2 separate regions of the Mus musculus genome follow, and region 1 is linked to region 2. The links are chromatin loops, found by intact Hi-C in ENCODE. Cell type or tissue: left cerebral cortex. All regions are shown on one strand. Each heading gives the region's core, and the rest is flanking DNA. Links, peaks and the distances in the headings are about the cores only. Region 1 holds the start of Man2b2 (mannosidase 2, alpha B2). Region 2 overlaps Jakmip1 (janus kinase and microtubule interacting protein 1).

Evidence for each region. Peaks named below come from ENCODE experiments on the same cell type or tissue, not always from the same donor. Only the 100,000 strongest peaks of a DNase experiment are listed, where the experiment ranks them.
Region 1: it touches region 2 in a loop (3-fold over the local background); 3 of 42 quality-filtered maps call a loop at or near these places.

The regions. Positions count from the first base shown.
Region 1 is chr5:36,827,415-36,832,787 of GRCm38, reverse strand. It overlaps Man2b2 (mannosidase 2, alpha B2), which reads left to right and starts at 2,139. Exons shown (of 19, transcript NM_008550.2): 1 at 2,139-2,350; 2 at 3,014-3,160; 3 at 4,819-4,924. The coding sequence starts at 2,213. In left cerebral cortex, for the core only: a CTCF peak has its summit at 2,092; DNase peaks (open chromatin) are centred at 1,297 and 2,095; H3K4me3 peaks cover 1,342 bases; H3K27ac peaks cover 305 bases.
Region 2 is chr5:37,118,887-37,124,259 of GRCm38, reverse strand. It overlaps Jakmip1 (janus kinase and microtubule interacting protein 1), which reads right to left. Exons shown (of 21, transcript NM_001347348.1): 9 at 5,353-5,373; 10 at 3,236-3,319; 11 at 918-980. Among named protein-coding and RNA genes, the nearest start is that of Gm1043, 32 kb to the left of the region's middle. In left cerebral cortex, for the core only: no CTCF peak of the experiment used is centred there; a DNase peak (open chromatin) is centred at 2,612.

The sequences.
Region 1 (5,373 bases), core at 143-5,142, 290 kb after region 2:
GGAAAATGGCCATTTATAGAGGTACAAGGGGAAACCCTGTGTTAGGATGAAGTGTTTAATTTTAATTGTGCATGTTAATTAGGTGAGCCAAAGGGGGCTTTTGATTGCTGGACTTCAATACTTAGATAGCTAGACCTTGGTAGTCAGCCTCTGGAGGAGGAAGTGGCCAAATAAGGGAATAGACCTTGAGGGCTAGCTTTAGGAGTGTAATCTAATGGTTTCTAGCAAGACAGAGGGAATGGGGAGAACGACAAGGACTACCAGAGTCATGCTCACCACCATGCTCAAGACCAGGTCTTGAGTCCCTTCAAGATTTATCCCCTGATGTCACATGAGTAGCAGAGAAAAGAGACAATCTCAGGTCCAGCAGTTAATTCCTCGGGTACCTAGGCCTCCATATTTGTTGAGCTATCCCTGAAGTCAGAATTCACCACCTGCTTCAGTTCGGGGATATTCTCACCTCCAGAGCAGACGTCAGTGCTCTGGGGAAGCAGTGAAGCATGTTGGTGCTCCCAGAGATGAGTAACGAGGAACTGAGCTCAGATCCCAGCAACCATGTAAAAGCTGGGTACCGTGTTGAGAATCTGTAGCCCCAACACAGGAGGCAGAGACAGGAGGCCCCTGGAGCGACTGTCTGGTCAACTTAGCCAATCAGAGAACTCCAGGTCCAGTGAGACATGGTATTTCAAAACACAAGGTACAGCGTGATATAGGAAGATACTCAGCATCAACCTCTGACTTCCACACACATGCACACAGCATGTACATACACCACACAAAAAATAAAACACGGTACAACATTCTAGCTTACGACAATCCAAACATACACTAATGTGATGCTCATATGTTGAGAAATTATGGAAGGAAAATATTAAATATTTGTTTTTGAGAGTAAACCATTGTTTCTGTAACAGCATAGATGTTGTCTATTTGCTGAAAAACAACGCAATTCACAGCATATCTGAACCAAAATGTTCTGGGTGGTGTTTGCTGCATAGAGTGTCAGCCTTCACAGTGCAAAGCGCTAGTGCCATGTGTTCAGATCCAAGGTGGCAGTGACATCATCTGAAGTACCATGAGTGAGCACCGCCAGAAATACCTCCGATTCTTTAGGTTTGAGTGTGTTACTAGACATTCGAAAACTTTACCGTTGCCAAAATTTTTGCAGCCCCACATATGTGGTCACAACACACATAATTTAAGAAGCTATGATTGGGCTGGAGAGATGGCATAGCAGTTGACAGCGCTGGTTGCTCTTCTAGTGGACCCAGGTCCCATCCATAGAACCCTTGTGGTGGTCCACATCCCATTGGCTAACATTTGTCATGCAAAGGAGGCTGGGAAATGTAGTCCACCTGAGTCCTAAAGCGGTGGCCGCACAAGTTGGTAAATGGCTGCCCACTTCTTCATGGAAAGGTCTGACCTCTTGTGGAATCTAGAGGTCTCAGGTCCGTGGACAGGATAGAGAGGGATCTGAGCTTGCTCAAAGAACAGCTTGGGTTTTGGTCGCATTTGCTGAAGGGCAAGTGACAAAACAGGCTAGTCAGAGTCACACCTCTGGCCCCACCACAGCCCAGAAAACCCCAAACTATAGACCACCTGCTGGCCACGGAGGAGCTACAGAGGTGATTCAGGGAACTGCTCTCTTACCAATTGTAAAGTCACCAGTTTTAATTGGCTGAGAGATGGGGACTTCATTCATTTAGATCCCATGTCCCTAGCAACTCATGCCTCCTCTATTATCACATCCCATTTTATGGGGATCAAAGAGATTAAACATCTGCCCCAGCTCACCATCCAAGACCCCAGATTTGATTCTGAACCTACCAACCCTGACCCTTTCGTCGCTGTGTCTGTAAAAAGCCAGTTTCGCTTCCTTAAAATGAACTAAAAAATTTCAAGTCAAGCCACCCTGAGGCTAGAGGTCTGCGTCGGAGAGCGTGTTATCCTGGAAGGTTTCCCTCTGTGTAGACAACAGCGGTCTCCAAGTCTGGAGGTAGTGGCCTTGAGCTGCAAGACCACCATATAGGGACGAAAGCTGCAATACACACTCTAGCCGACAAGGGGCGCCGTACCACACAAAGCTCGTGCCCTGCCCGTGGCTGGCAGCGCTCGCGCATTCCTGCCGACAGGCGGCGCCGCGGGTCCCGGACCCGGAAGTGGACCGCTCTACCCAGGACCCGCTGCCCTGGCAGCGTCCCACTGCCCAGCAATGGGGCCGCTGCGCTGGCTGCCGCTACTCGGCCAGCTGTTGCTGTTGTGGCCGCGGGCAGCTCAGCCCGCCGGCCCGATCCGGGCCTTCGTGGTGCCCCACAGTCACATGGACGTGGGCTGGGTCTTCACGGTCCAGGTAAGTTGGAGCGTTCCTGAGCTCCTTGCACAGTAACTGCCTCCTGCGGAGTGCACCCGACCCAGCCGGGAAGAGAGGCGACCTGGGCTGCAGCACCCCACCCCACCCCCCAGCCTGATCCCCTGCAGTCTGAGCCTCAGCCTCGGGCTGGCCACTTCCTGCCTCGGAGTCCTGATGGCATCTATCTTATTAGACGGTCCCTGCAAAAGTTAAGGCAGAGGAGTGTGTCCCCAAAGTGTGGATTGACAGGTAGCCAGTCTCAGGAATAAGCCTGGAGTACCTTGGGTGGGGTAGGTTTCCAAGCAGGTGGATGTCAGCTGACTACAGGCAACTGGGCTGGCCCTCTGTGGTGCTGACATGAGGGCTAGCCAGTTCAGCTTCCTCTTCACACTCCTACCCAGCCAGATAAGCTTGGTATGGGGCCTGTAACCTCGAGGTTCTTTCTGTTCAAGACCTTGGACAGAGCGGGCAGGGAGAGGCTTTCTGTCCACTGGCTCAGGTTCCTTGTCTATAAAGAGAAAGTGGTGATTCCTGCCACATACCCCTAGGTCTGAGTACACTGGAGGTGTTAGGCACCAGGGTACTTGGTCTCTTGTACTTCTCTTTGGTCCTTTGGACTCATCACCACCCTTGGGGCTGTTGTGATGGCTTCTGCCTCCCCAGGAAAGCATGAGAGCCTATGCAGCCAATGTCTACACTACCGTGGTGGCGGAACTGGTCCGCGGAGGGCAGCGGCGCTTCATCGCCGTGGAGCAGGAGTTCTTCCGGCTGTGGTGGGACGGTGTGGCCTCTGAGCAGCAGAAACAGCAGGTAAGGTGGGGACAGGAGTGTCAGGACATGGGTCCCTAAGGTATCCGAAGTGTGAGAGGAAAGTTCCAGGAGGAGACTAGATAGGGAGTTCCAGATGTGCTCAGGAACATGCTAGCTGTAAAGACAAAACAACAACAACAACAAAAACTAGGCTTGTGGTCAGGGCCACTGCCCATAGACAGGGTGACGTCATCTTTCTGTCTGTTCTTGGTAGGGGACCGGACATACCCCTAAGCTAGGCTAGCATTTCTCCCAAAAGGCAACAGGAATTGGTGCTTAATCAACACCCAGGTGAACTTTGTCCCCTCCCCTATCTGCACACACTGACTCTCCCCTGCCCCTGGCTGGCCGTGTTTGGAACCCCTGTGGCTCTGTGACAGCTTAGTGTCACACAGTACAGAGAATGTGGGCAGGCTGGTGCCTGATCCTGCCACTGGCATCTGTAAGCATGGCTTTCTCTTCTATAAGACAAGATAGCCTGCTCCCCGCCCTCAGACAGCTCATGCCAAGGATTCTGAAGAGACACTTGGGGCTTGCCATTGGCATGTACCAGCTCTGGGGGATTGTTGCATAGACTTACAGGTATAGCCTGGCAGCTACCTCAAGGGTTTATAGTTTATGAATAAACAGGTATGGTTCAGAAACAGGGCTGTCTGACTTTAGAGCCTGCCTCTTCCAATGGGGTCTGTCTCCAACCCTCTGTGAAGGGTGTGGCTTTTGTGTAAAGCCCTAGGTAGGAGTCTACTAGTGCAGTTCCCTGGAGCCCAGGATTTTGTCCGCTGGGAATCCCCAATAGCTAGACACCTCCCCATATGTAATCGGTGCCTTGGGGTAAGCCACCTATAGATTCCACCTTCAGCACACAAGCCAAAAGTAACATAAGACCACTCACCCTCATGCCCAGACTTTTCTCTACCAACCCCTAAATTCACTTACCTAACATACATTCACCAGCAAGACCACACTGAACCCCACATAACAAGGCCTGTCTCCCTCTAAATTGTCAAGCCCCCAAAAAAGACAGGATGAGGAGTTGCTCCTGAATTAAAGGAGCTGAATGAAAGATGACCATTTACGGGGACATGGGGTCCCAGGTTGAATGGTGTGCCAGAAAGGGACTGGCGGGGCAGCCCGAGAGGTTCACAGAGAGCCTGGCGTTGCACAGCAGTCTTAGTATTCTGTTTCCTAGTCATGATGATAGTACTAGGCTTACCATCATCCTCATTCCTCTGGACCAACCACACAAAAGTGCTCAGAGTGAAGCAGGCTGCAGCCGGTTCACCGGAAGTGCTTCAGACAAAATAGAGTCAGGGAATAGACGTGGAAGTGTTCGCTCAAGAGAACCCAAAAATGAGGCCGATGAGTGAGTCTGGGGAGGGGTGTGAGGAAGCACTCCGTTCTGTTCCTTCAGCTTTTTAAAAAAGTTATTTGAAAATTAAAATCACATTTACATGTCCTGACCATGGCCTAGATCCAGGTCTCCGATAGCTGCCGTGGGCTATGTGCCTCTGAGTTCTGGGGACATGCTATGAACCAAGACAGGGTCCTCCTGCCTTTGTGGAGTGAGCCAGGATGAGGTGTTTCATGAGGGTCCTTGGGAAGTGCTGCAGGCTTGGGACCTGTGACCTGACTGTCTTCTTCTGCCTGCCCATGACCAGGTCCGCCAGCTCCTGCATGAAGGACGCCTGGAGTTTGTTCTCGGAGGCCAAGTCATGCATGATGAGGCTGTGACCCACCTGGATGACCAGATCTTACAGCTCACAGGTTTGGACGCTGTGCTCAATTCTTTATCGTTGCTGATAAGTAGCTGAGAAAAACAGCCAAACTGTTGGCTTGGCCTATAGTTTCTGAGGGTTCAGCCTACAGTCCCTGGCTCTGTTGACGGTGGGCCTGTGGTGAGGTCAAACAGCAGCTGAACCATGTGGATAAGGACACTGTTGATTTCGTGGTGGATAGGAAGGAACCAGAGATAACGTGGACCTGCCCCAATGGCGTACATCCCCCAATAGGCCCTACATCCTGAAATTTCCAGTACCTTCTCATGGGAGCAAGCCCCAGTCCATGTGTCTGTGTGGGATACTTCCTATTCAAGCCAAGCCACAGTGGCCACTCTGCCTGTCACTCAGAGGCCTGGAGTGGGTAGAAGTATATGTCTAGCCTCCATGTCCTGACTTCTGCCTGCTTCTCCAAGCTGAGCATAAAGGGAAACAGTG
Region 2 (5,373 bases), core at 68-5,067:
CCAGGTGGCAGCTATTCTCTCTCCTTCTGTCAGAAGACCAAAGAAGGGCTATCAACCCCAGGAGACACCAGGAAACACTGAGTTTCTTGTGTGGCCTGTGGGACTGAGGTAACAGCCATTAAAGCCTTCCTGACACACAGGGCCCACCAGGCAGCCAAGACTAGCCACCCCTCAATGCCTTAAGGAAGATAAGGTCAGGGAAGGTGACACAGCAGAGCTGGGCCAGATCCAGGCCACCTTCCTGAGAAATGGGCCTTGGCGGTTCAGGCCTGGGCTTTCAGGATGCTGAAGACCCAGGGACCACCCTAGATTCTCTTCTGCTGGCATGAAGTGTGCATAGGGCGTGAGTCTACTGATCACACAGCTCAAATATACTGGGACTCAGAAAGCAGGGAGAAGGAAGGACTGCAAACAGGCATGGGGGAGGGAGGCTCAAACTGCTCTAAATGGGCACTGGGATCATGGTAGCACAGCTTGGCATCTACTTTAACAATAACTGAATGGACCCATCCAAGCAAGGAAAAACTAATCTCCATGCCAACGCACATTCAGACCAACTCCCTTCAAACTTCGCAAGGTATATAGGCTCCAATACAAGAACTGAGCCAGCTGAGGGAACCTGAGGACCTGCCTTGGACTCTGTCTGCCTCAGGTGTCCCCATGAGGAATAGGAAGGCTCCCAAATCAACAGCAAAGGGAGATAGCACCCTTTCCTGTTTTGTAGAGGCACACTAAAGGTTCTAAGACCTAAGGGTTATGTCCCAGAAGACAGACCCTGAGTCCAGTGGGAAAGACCCTTCTCCTGTGAGAACTACTATGTCATGGAGCCCTGGTCTTTGTGGTGTACTGAGGGCTTGGGGCAGGTTGGTGGCCTCTGTGGTTCGGTTCATGAAGCTGAGGCTCTGGCCTGAGCATACCTTCTCCAGCAGGTCCTGGTTTGTCCTCATGAGTACCTGCTTCTCCTCTACCCACGCAGCGTCCTGCAGGAAATACAGGGTATTTATTCACTGGTTCCCGTGTTGACTGAGCCACCAACTCCCAGATATGGACAGTGGCTGTGTGACTTCATCATCCTCTAAACCTTCACAGCCAGGAAAGAACAGGGTTCTTCCAATTGTCCTGAGAGCACAGAGCAGCAGGAGGGGTGACCGGACCACAAGAGGTGAGTGAGCTTATTTAAGGCCCCCTAGCCCCACGTGTGAGATGTCATTCTTTCCTAGCTCTCTCCCCATAGGCTCGAGGTCCCCTGGGCCATTACAGGACACTGCTCCGTGATGGCTGAGTGAATAACCAAAAGGGCTTTCCACCTCCCCACTGGTGCTTTGCTCAACTCCACTCACATGGAGTCTATTAGCACAGCCTCTGTGCTGACACCGTAGCATCCTCAGTGTCAGGCCAGAGCCACGAACACTGGCTCTCCCTCATCAGCATCAGACTGGAGGGGGAAGATACAGGAGGTAAGGGAGCCTTCTCCACCTCCTCCTCTTCTTCTCCCTTCTTCTCCTCCTCCCTCCTCCTCCTCCTCTTCCACCTCCTGATCCTGCCCATCCTAGATTTAGAACAGTCTATCCCCTCCACCTTGCCCCCCATTCCCACTCCACAGGAGCCGAGCCAGTCTCACCCAGTGTTGGAATTCAGCAATGCTCGTTAGCCAAGGCGGACCTAGGATCTGACCAACAGGTGTGCAATGCCCAGAAGACATTTGAAGGTCACCTCCTGGGGCCTTCTACCTAATACCCTGTGTCTCTGCTGACCCATTTGCATACATGCTCTTTGCATGTATGTTTGTGTGGCTGCAAGTCCCTGAGAAGATAGCGCTGTGTCCATCCACCTTCCTGTCTGGTGGACTGGTCACAAGGGTGGCTGCGACCTTTGCTCCACATCTGTGTGTACAAGATGCTTTGCAAGTCAGCTCATCGTCCAAAGGGATGGGGTCTGTTACTCCAGCCTTGAAGCTGGGCTTGGCTGTGATGTGTTTTGCCTACTCAAGTACTAATGAATGTGATGCGAGCAGAGGCCTGGTCAGTATTCGTGATGCTTGACAGAAGGGGGTTCCTCACCCCAGACGACCAGATAAAAAAGCCAGAACACCTATGGGAGGAGGGATAACCAGACCACAAGTGGCAAGTGATCTCATTTAAGGCCTCCTAGTCCCACTTGACCTACCTGACTTCTGCCTAGCCCCATTTGACCTGCCTGACTACTGAAGCTTCAGGGCAATCCAGGCAAGACCAACAGAACAACCATTTACAGAGCCCAGCCTGGCACCAATTCACAGATCTCCGAACAAATCAAACCCTACTATTTAAGCAACTACGTTTAGAGGCAGCTTGTTACACCATACAAACACACACACACACACACACACACACACACACACACACACACACAGAGAGAGAGAGAGAAAGAGAGAGAGAGAGAGAGAGAGAGAGGGGAGGAGAGAGAGAGAGAGGCCAGAGACCTTTCCATATGCCTCAGTCTCTCACTGAGAGCAGGAGCAAGGACCTACAGAAACCCATGCCTGTGCCTGTGCACCAGCCTTTTATAGACCCATATGGGGCCATGTGACTAGTTTGTGCCAGTAAGCTATTCTGAGGCAGTGAAAGTCTCCTCAACCCGCTGACTGTTGCCAGGAAATAAGTTCTAAGATGGCACCTCTGGTACTGGGTCCCTAGGGAACCGTGTAAAATAGAAAGCCCTCTGCTTACAAGAGGCACCAACAAGAAAGGCCTGAGGGCTGCCTCTCTCTGCCTGATGCCCACTGGGCCTGGACTAAGCAAATCAGAGAGGGGAGTCCATGCAGATAACCAATCCAGACTCCCATGGCGAAGTCACAGCCTCAGCCCTTTGCTATGGGCCCTGCCAAGTGGCCCACAGCACTTCAATTACGCACAGGCAATTAAAATCTTGACAGAAAACAGCAGCTTTTCTTCAGGCTCCAGCCCCAGTCAAAAGAGCTTCTGGCTGCGTCTCTGCTCTGAGAGTTACCTTCTGCTTTTCTGATGTGGGCAACCGAGGAGAAGCCAGGCAAGCTTTCAGGGCACCACGCTCTGACTGTGGCAACACAGGTTCACCTGGGGTCACAGGGATTCCTCCACAGAACCGCCCCTTACCCTTGGCACACCAAAGACAACATCGATCCCAGGGACACTGTGGGGACAGAGCCATGAGGACCCCGGGGACACCATGGGGACAGAGCCATGAGGATCACAGAGTGCATGGCCTTCCTGCTTACCTGTCCCTTCTCAACCAGCAGCTTCTCTAAGTCCTCGATTTTGGCCTGGCACCTCAGCAGGTCGGCCTGAAGCTGCTCCCGAGTCTGGAAGTAGAAAGACCAGGAAGTGAGCAAGTCACTTGCAGAGGTAACGAGTCAGGCTGCCGACCAGACTGCCTCCGCAGCCAGAGAGCTTGAGGGTAGGAGGGTCCTGTTGCACGCATGCTCACGTCACAACCACTTGAGGCGTTCTGAAGTCCATCTGCAGCCGCATCCTGCAGTGGGAAGTAAGGGGTCATGGGGGGGGGGGGTGATGGTTCTAACTCCCCCAGTAAAGGACAATCAAAGGGCAGCCTGCAAGAAGAGCCACCCTCTTCTGGGATGAACTTGCCCAAACTGGATGCCTCAGGGTCCCAAAGCCAGCTCTGACAAGGTCAGTGCTTTCTCCTTCAGCAGCATCCAGCTGCTGACAGCTGTTCTACTTGCTTGGGGGTCTAATGGGGCTTTCTGTCACCTACAGCAAAGACCGAAACCTAATACCTCATAAACTAGGCAAGTCATCAAGGAAGTCACTGATCAGCTGACCCTACAGCAAGAAGCAGCAGGCAGGGCACAGCGTAGGCACATACCCTAGTCCCGGGAGGCACAGCTACTTGGCTACAGCCACACATTGACACGGGGAATGTGAAGACACGGATGTGACCTGCTTTCCAGATGTCAGGAACCCAAACTAGGTGTGTTGTCAGAGGCCTGAAATCTTGGCCCTCAGGAGGTGTATCAGGAGTTCAAGGTCATCTGGAAAGTGGGAAAATCTACCTCTTTCCCTTTTCTTTTTAAATTATGAAACAAGGTCTCAAACTATGGCCCAGACTAGCCTAGCACTCACTATGTTGCCCTAGCTGGCCTCCAAGTCATGGCAATCCTCCTGCTGTAGCCTCCAAGTGCTGGGACTACAGATATATACCACCATGTCCCACTGTGCATTTCACTGTGAAATCTCCATTAACTGGGCAAGTGGATGACATTAAAAGACAAGAAGAAATTAAGCACAGATAAAGCCTAGACGTTTTCCTGCTGTGGTCCAGAAAGAAAGACTGGTCATTCATTATGGCAGAAATGGCTACATCCCCTGGGGATCCTGTTCCCTGTGTGTCTGCCCCACCCACACCCTGAGACTGATACCATCCTGATCCCTGAGTGCCAAGTTCATTCTGGAGATGGTTGCTCATGCCCGTGCCTTCCATATTCTTGAGACCTACAAACCACAGTGTCATGTATGCTTTAGGACACCCAAGCCCGTCTGCATGGGGCTCCCATTCTGAGCCAGAGTTGCACAGTCCCAGATCCCGGTTATGTTGGGGACCATCTGGGCATCTTCAAGCAAGTTGCTACTTTCCTGAGTCTCTGTTCCTTCTGCAGGACATGGAATCGATTCATCCCAGCTAATAGGGCTATGGGAGTGAGACAGGGAACATGGGACAGCACTAAACCAGCATGGGCTCCCTGGTGTCTCTGGAACTCCTAGAGGGACATGCAAATACTATAGACTTCAAGGTGGGAGAAGGGTTAGCGGGAGGAAGTTTCCAGAAAAGTTCATCCCAGTACCACAATGTATTTCCTGAACCTGTAGTACCTGTGTCTTGGGTGCTCCAAGAACTCCTGAAAGTGTTTCCTGAAGACACTGGGCATGAGGGGGGAGGAGCCTTGGCTCTACAGGGAGAAGGGTAGATCTGAAGCGTGAAAGGCTGGCTGAGTCTGTAACTTCATCACTTCCTCAAATTCCATTCTATTTTAACTCATTGTGTGTGTGTGTGTGTGTGTGTGTGTGTGTGTGTGTGTGTGTGTGTGTGTTTGTGTGTGTGGAGGTCATAAGCACAACTGGCAAGAATCAGTTCTTTTTCTACCACGTGGGTTCGGCAGATGGAACTAAGGTCATCAGGCCTGGCATCAAGTCCTTCAGCTGTTTGTCTGTCCATCTGCCCCTACCCCTTCAACTCTGTAAGTCTTCTCTCTTGCAAACAGACGGCAGACGAAAAGTGGAGGGTCTAGTTTCACCTCCCTCAGTTTCAAGATTCTAGGTCCCTCCCCTCCTGGTCCCCAGTCTCTGTCCCTCCCCATCAACGAGGGGACACACTTACCCGGGCCTCCCTTTCAGCATC